2 separate regions of the Homo sapiens genome follow, and region 2 is linked to region 1. Evidence: chromatin loops called from intact Hi-C (ENCODE). Cell type or tissue: B cell. All regions are shown on one strand. Each heading gives the region's core, and the rest is flanking DNA. Links, peaks and the distances in the headings are about the cores only.

What was found. A loop is a pair of places that touch in the nucleus more often than their neighbours do. Peaks named below come from ENCODE experiments on the same cell type or tissue, not always from the same donor. Only the 100,000 strongest peaks of a DNase experiment are listed, where the experiment ranks them.
Region 2: it touches region 1 in a loop (6-fold over the local background); 3 of 110 quality-filtered maps call a loop at or near these places.

Annotation. Positions count from the first base shown.
Region 1 is chr19:11,983,820-11,986,722 of GRCh38, forward strand. No RefSeq gene overlaps it. Among named protein-coding and RNA genes, the nearest start is that of ZNF433-AS1, 2.3 kb to the right of the region's middle. In B cell, for the core only: a CTCF peak has its summit at 1,247 (motif pointing right); a DNase peak (open chromatin) is centred at 1,302.
Region 2 is chr19:12,063,524-12,066,426 of GRCh38, forward strand. ZNF844 (zinc finger protein 844) reads left to right here and starts at 1,208. Exons shown (of 4, transcript NM_001136501.3): 1 at 1,208-1,353. The coding sequence starts at 1,351. RefSeq lists an enhancer at 1,293-1,382 and a silencer at 1,473-1,652. In B cell, for the core only: no CTCF peak of the experiment used is centred there; a DNase peak (open chromatin) is centred at 1,208; H3K4me3 peaks cover 1,766 bases; H3K27ac peaks cover 910 bases.

The DNA of each region.
Region 1 (2,903 bases), core at 242-2,741:
CTCCCAAGTAGCTGGGATTACAGGCGCCCACCACCACGTCTGGCTAATTTTGAATTTTTAGTAGAGATGGGGTTACTCCATGTTGGTCGGGCTGGTCTCGAACTCCTGTCCTCAGGTGATCCGCCTGGCTTGGCCTCCCAAAGTGCTGCAATTACAGGCGTGAGCCATTGTGCCCGGCTGAAAATGTTTAAAATATGCAAATAAAAGAAATAAGACCAGCATCACATTTATTTACTCTTAGAAAATTTTCTCTAAAAACATAATATTTAAATGTGACATAGGCTAGGCACAGTGGCTCACACCTCTACTCCCAGCCCTTTGGGAGACCAAAGCCAGATGATTGCTTGAGGCTAGGAGTGAGACCAGCCAAGGCAACATGGTGATACATCACCTCATTAACAAAAAATGTTAGCTGCGCATGGTGGCACTTGCCTGTAGTTCCTGCTATTTGGGAGGCTGAGGCAGGAGGATGGCTTGAGCCCAGGAATTCCAAGCTACCATGAACCATGCTCAATTAGACCCCTGCCTTATCACAAGGACAGAGGGCTTTCTGTATCCTAAGGTTCTTGCCTTGGTATACTGGAAGAATTGTATCACACGTGGGCTTGGAGAATGAGTGCAAGTTTTTTCTTTTTTTTTCTGAGAAAGGGTCTCACTCTTGTCGCCTAGGCTGGAGTGCAGTGGCCTGATCTCGGCTCACTGCAACCTCCACCTCCCAGGTTCAGGTGATTCTCCTGCCTCAGCCTCCTGAGTAGCTGGGATTACAGGCACCTGCCACCATGCCCAGCTAATTTTTGTACTTTTAGTAGAGATGGGGTTTTGTCATGTTGGCCAGGATGGTCTGCAACTCCTGACCTCAGGTTATCCCCCCATCTACGCCTCCCAAAATGCTGGGATTACAGATGTGAGCCACTGCGCCCGGCCGAAAATGCGAACTTTCTCCTTTGGGTACTACCATTTTGGTGGGCATCAGATCCATGCCCGAGCTCTGTGGGCGCTGCTGCCTCTCTCCACCTCAGGCACCACATCCCAGGAGCCCCAATCCCACTGCCTGGCTTGTGCTTTAGAACAGCTGCTGCTGCAGGGCCCTCAGCTGCCACTACCAAGTTGCGATTTAGAAGTCTTTTAATGCATTTAAATATCTTAGAATTTGTCTTCCCCACTTTATACACACAATCATGAGGAGAGCAGGGACTCTATTGGTGTCTTATTCACACAGTGGGATTGAGGGTGTTTGTCTCATGAAACTGATCAATGAAGTGAGAAACAGCTGAATAACCTACAGGGGGCAGCAGAGCCTGAGGCCAGTGTGGGCCTGCAAAGGAAGGGAAAGGGAGTTCCTTGGGGGCTTCCGGGGCTCCCCGCCTTCCCCTGCAGGTGGCCTCCAGCTGCCCAGAACAGCTGCAGAGAGTGTGGATTCTGAGAAGCTGCAGGGCCCTGGAAAGCAGGAGACCCACGTGCAGGTGCGCTTAGGGGGTTCCATCCTTTCTGAGGTTGCCCTTCTGGAGCCTGGGGCCATTTTCTGGGAAGTGTTTTGGTTTTGACATGTATAGGGTCGCTGGGGTCAGAATGTAATTGTTACATATGAAGAAAATCTGTGAAGGTCAGCCTCAGTGAGACTTGTTGGGTTTGTCTTATAACAGGGTTTATGAAATTGACAGTTTATTTAGGTCAGAGCTTAAATTATCACCAGGTGAGAGTTTCCTGCTGAGGAAAATGAAGATCTGGAAGGAGAGAGCATTTCTACACTGTGAGGGGGCGCGGAGTGGGGGTGAGGGGAGCGAAGATGAGGATGCTTTGGCTTTGCCTCATCTGCATTTCTGGCTCTCTGGAGGACATCTGCTTCTCCCTCCTGGTGTGGTCATTCTTGGCCTGGTCTGGGTTCCCTTCCTGCTCTGAGGCAAAGGGGGTGGCTTTGTGGGGGCAATAGGCCCTTGGTGTCTGTCCTAAAGGTTTGCTGAAAACTCATTGACATGAGGCAGTTGGAGTAACTCTGAAAAGGCATACAAATTTATTTAGTGTATACACACAAGAGCCTTCAGAATGAAGACTCCCCAGCAATAACACAGAAAAGCTTATATACCATCCTGAGGACAGCAAAGAATGCAGACTCATTATGGTCCAAAAATCACATGTTATGTTGGCAAATCGGATGTAGTGGCAAGACATCTTCTGAGAGAGGGAAAGAAAGGGGCTTGGCTAGCAAAGATGGACTGTTATATAAATGAAGCCTCTCACAGAGAGAAGAGAAATGCTTCTTTTCCAACTTTTTAACATTTTTCTTTTTATTTGGATACTTAAATAATGAAGGTGGGAGTCTCCCTGTGTTGACCAGGCCTTCAACTCCTTGCTTTAAGGCAGGGATGTCCAATCTTTTGCCTTCCCTGGGCCACACTGAAAGAAGAATTGTCTTGGGCCACACATAAAACAAAGCTGATGAGCTAAAAAAAAAAAAAGAAAAAAGAAAAAAGAAAAGAAAGAAAAAAAATCGCAAAAAAACTGTATTTTTTTTTTTTAGCCAGAGTCTCACTCTGTCGCCCACACTGGAGTGTAGTGGTGTAATCTTGGCTCACTGCAACCTCCACCTTCGGGTTCAAGCGATTCTCCTGCCTCAGCCTCCTGAGTACCTGGGACTACAGACGCCTGCCACCACACCTGGCTAATTTTTGTATTTTTAGTAGAGATGGGGTTTCACATATTGGCCAGGCTGGTCTTGAACTCCTGACCTTGTAATCTGCCTGCCTCGGCCTCCCAAAGTGCTGGGATTACAGGCGTGAGCCACAGTGCACGGCAGAAAATCGCAAAAAAAATTTTTAAATATTTTAAGAAAGTTTACTAATTTGTGTTGGGCTGTATTCAAAGCCGTCCTTAGCCCGCAGGCCATAGGTTGGACAAGCTTGCTT
Region 2 (2,903 bases), core at 172-2,671, 80 kb after region 1:
CACAAAAAATTAGCCAGGCATGGTGGCAGGCGCCTGTGGTCCCAGCTACTCGGGAGGCTGAGACAGGAGAATGGCGTGAACCCGGGAGGCGGAGCTTGCGGTGAGCCGAGATCGCGTCACTCACTCCAGCCTGGGCAACAGAGCAAGACACCATCTCAAAAAAAAAAAAAAAAAAAAGCAAAACCAGAATTTCTTACTTATTTTGTTTTTTGGTCTCACTCTGTTGCCCAGGCTGGAGTGTACTGGTGCAATCACAGCTCACTGCAGCCCTCGACTCCTGGGCCAAAGTGATTCTCCTGCCCTGGCCTCCTAAAGTGCTGGTATTACAGGCCCCAGCCACCTTGCCTGGCCTCTTTCCAGACTTTTTTTGTTTTTGTTTTTTTTGAGACGGAGTTTCATTCTTGTTGCCCAGGCTGGAGTCCAGTGGCATGATCTCGGCTCACTGCAACCTCCGCCTCCCAGCTTCAAGTGATTCTCCTGCCTCAGCCTCCCACATAGCTAGGATTACAGGCGTCCGCCACCACGACTGGCTAATATTTTGTATTTTAGTAGAGATGTGGTTTCACCATGTTGGCCAGGCTGGTCTCGAACTCCCGACCACAGGTGATATACCCGCCTCGGCCTCCCAAAGTGCTGAAATTACAGGCGTGAGCCGCCGCGCCCGGCTTTCCAGACTTTTAAAAGTGTCAGACTCTCAATTTCTCCCGGATCAGGGAAAGGGAAAAGGGGAGAGGGGGCATGGCTTCACTAATGGAAATACTCCATAGACGCAAATTTCACCCCCCAGAAGACAGTTGTGCAAGGGCAAAGCTGCAGCCATTCGAAATTGCCAAATAAATATATTTTGGAATAAAATATTTTAATTGCTTTCACCTCTATTAAACATAGAGTCTGGAACTCCCTGCACACACTTATGACACTGTGCAGGACGAAGAAGCAGGGACAGACCATTGACAGAGCCACTTCTAGTAATTAAGACGAGCAAGTTTGGCCGAAATGCAAATTTTCAAAGAGCAGGGCGTAGAGAGGGAACTTGACCTTGGACTGTGGCTTGAAGCGGTCAGTCCTGCTCTGCTTGGCCCTGTTACCCAGGACTTCTGCTGTCACTCAGGATGCAGGGGGCGGGGCCTGGCGCTCCACCCAATCAGAGTCGCCGGGGTGGGGCCCGGCCAACTGTTTATCCGCGGGTCACATTGCCGTTCGCCTCAGTCTTTGGCCCCTCCCGCCGGGTGAGGTTGGCACCCCGTTTTTCCTGCTCTGAGAGGGACCGGTTGCCACCGCCATACTTCTGTCGCCCTGTCGTCTGTGTTGTGACTGCTTTGGACGTGGGAGTCACCTGAAAGCCAGGAAATGGTGAGTGTGAGCCCCCGCTGGGAGTCCCGAGACTTGGGGGAGGGTAGGCGGAGGCTGGTTGGAACTGGCTGGAACCGGCTGTGCCGGGACCCGGACCTCCCCGCGGCGACTCGAGGTCTGGGGCCCGAGCCCCGCTGGCGCAGCTCGGCCTTCGGTCCATTCGGCCGCCGGGTGCGGCTGGGCCGGCAGCCGGGACCCCTGGGCGCCCTGTCTCGTCGCCGCGCGGCGACTGCGGCCCCAGCCCGGGAGCCCTCTCTGGACAGCTCCGCGCCCGCAGCCCGGAGCCTCTCCATATTGTGCGGGGCCACGGGAGGGTCATGGGGGCAATCCCGCCTTGGGTGTGGGGCTCGTGCGGGAGGAGCTGCGCTGTGAGGCCCTCAGTGCCCCCTTTCTCCTGTTAAAACTTAAACAGGCCCGGTGCTGGGAATAGAGGCGTGAGCCACCGCGCCTGGCCTAGCGTGGAGAACTTGTGACAGCGGATAAATGTTTTCCCTGCTGTCTGTGGCTTAGAGCTTGGCAACTGCTGTCGTGTTTTTGTTCACATCATGATCAATGTGTACTAGATGCTTTGTTGTTGTAATCGCCTGAGGGGTTCTTCCTGCCTGTGCTGCAAAAAGAAAGACCAGGGCATTGCAGTAAAGAAAATGTTTGACACGAGATGGACCACGCAACGCCGAAGACGGAGACAGAGTTAGCACTCAAATCAGTCTCCCCGAAGGCTTATAGTTAGGGATTTTTCTTTAATATTTTTTTCTTACAATTTTTTTTTTTTTTTTTAAGACAGAGTCTCGCTCTTTTTTGCCCAGGCTGGAGTGCAATGACACGATCTGGGCTCAGTGCAACCTCTGCCTCCCGGATTCAAGCGATTCTTCTGCTCAGCTTCCCTAGTAGCTGGGGTTACAGGCACGCCACCACGCCCTGCTGATTTCTGTATTTTCAGTAAAGACGGGGTTTCACCGTGTTGGCCAAGGTGGTCTTGAACTCCTGACCTCAGGTGATCCGCCCGCATCGGCCTCCTAAAGGGCTAGGATTACAGGCGTGAGCCACCTGGCCCGGCTAAAAATTGTTTTTTAAACAAGGTCTCACTCTGTCGCCCAGGTTGGAGTGCATGGCGCGATCACGGCTCACTGCATCCTGGACCCACCTGAGCAGCAGCTCAGGTGATTGTGCTGCCTCACCCTCCCGAGTAGCTGGGACTACAGGCGCAGGCGGCTAATTTTTGTATTTTTGGTAGAGATGGGGTTTCGCCATGTTGCCCAGGCTGGTCTTGAACTCCTGGGCTCAAGCGATCTGCTCACCTCGGCCCCCCAAAGTGCTGGGTTTACAGGTGTGAGCCACCGAACTCGGCCAGGGGTTTTTCAAAGGCAGAATCGGGGAAGAGGTGGTGGGAAATGGTCCTCCTGAGTGCTGAGTTGCTTATAGAGGAGCAGGGTTGGTGGGCCTGAGTGGAGCCATGGGTGTCAGACAAGCAAAAAACCTGAAAACACTTATCTGCAGAAGTATCTTGGGACCAGTCTATACCATAGCAAAATTCAGGCTCCTCATCGCTC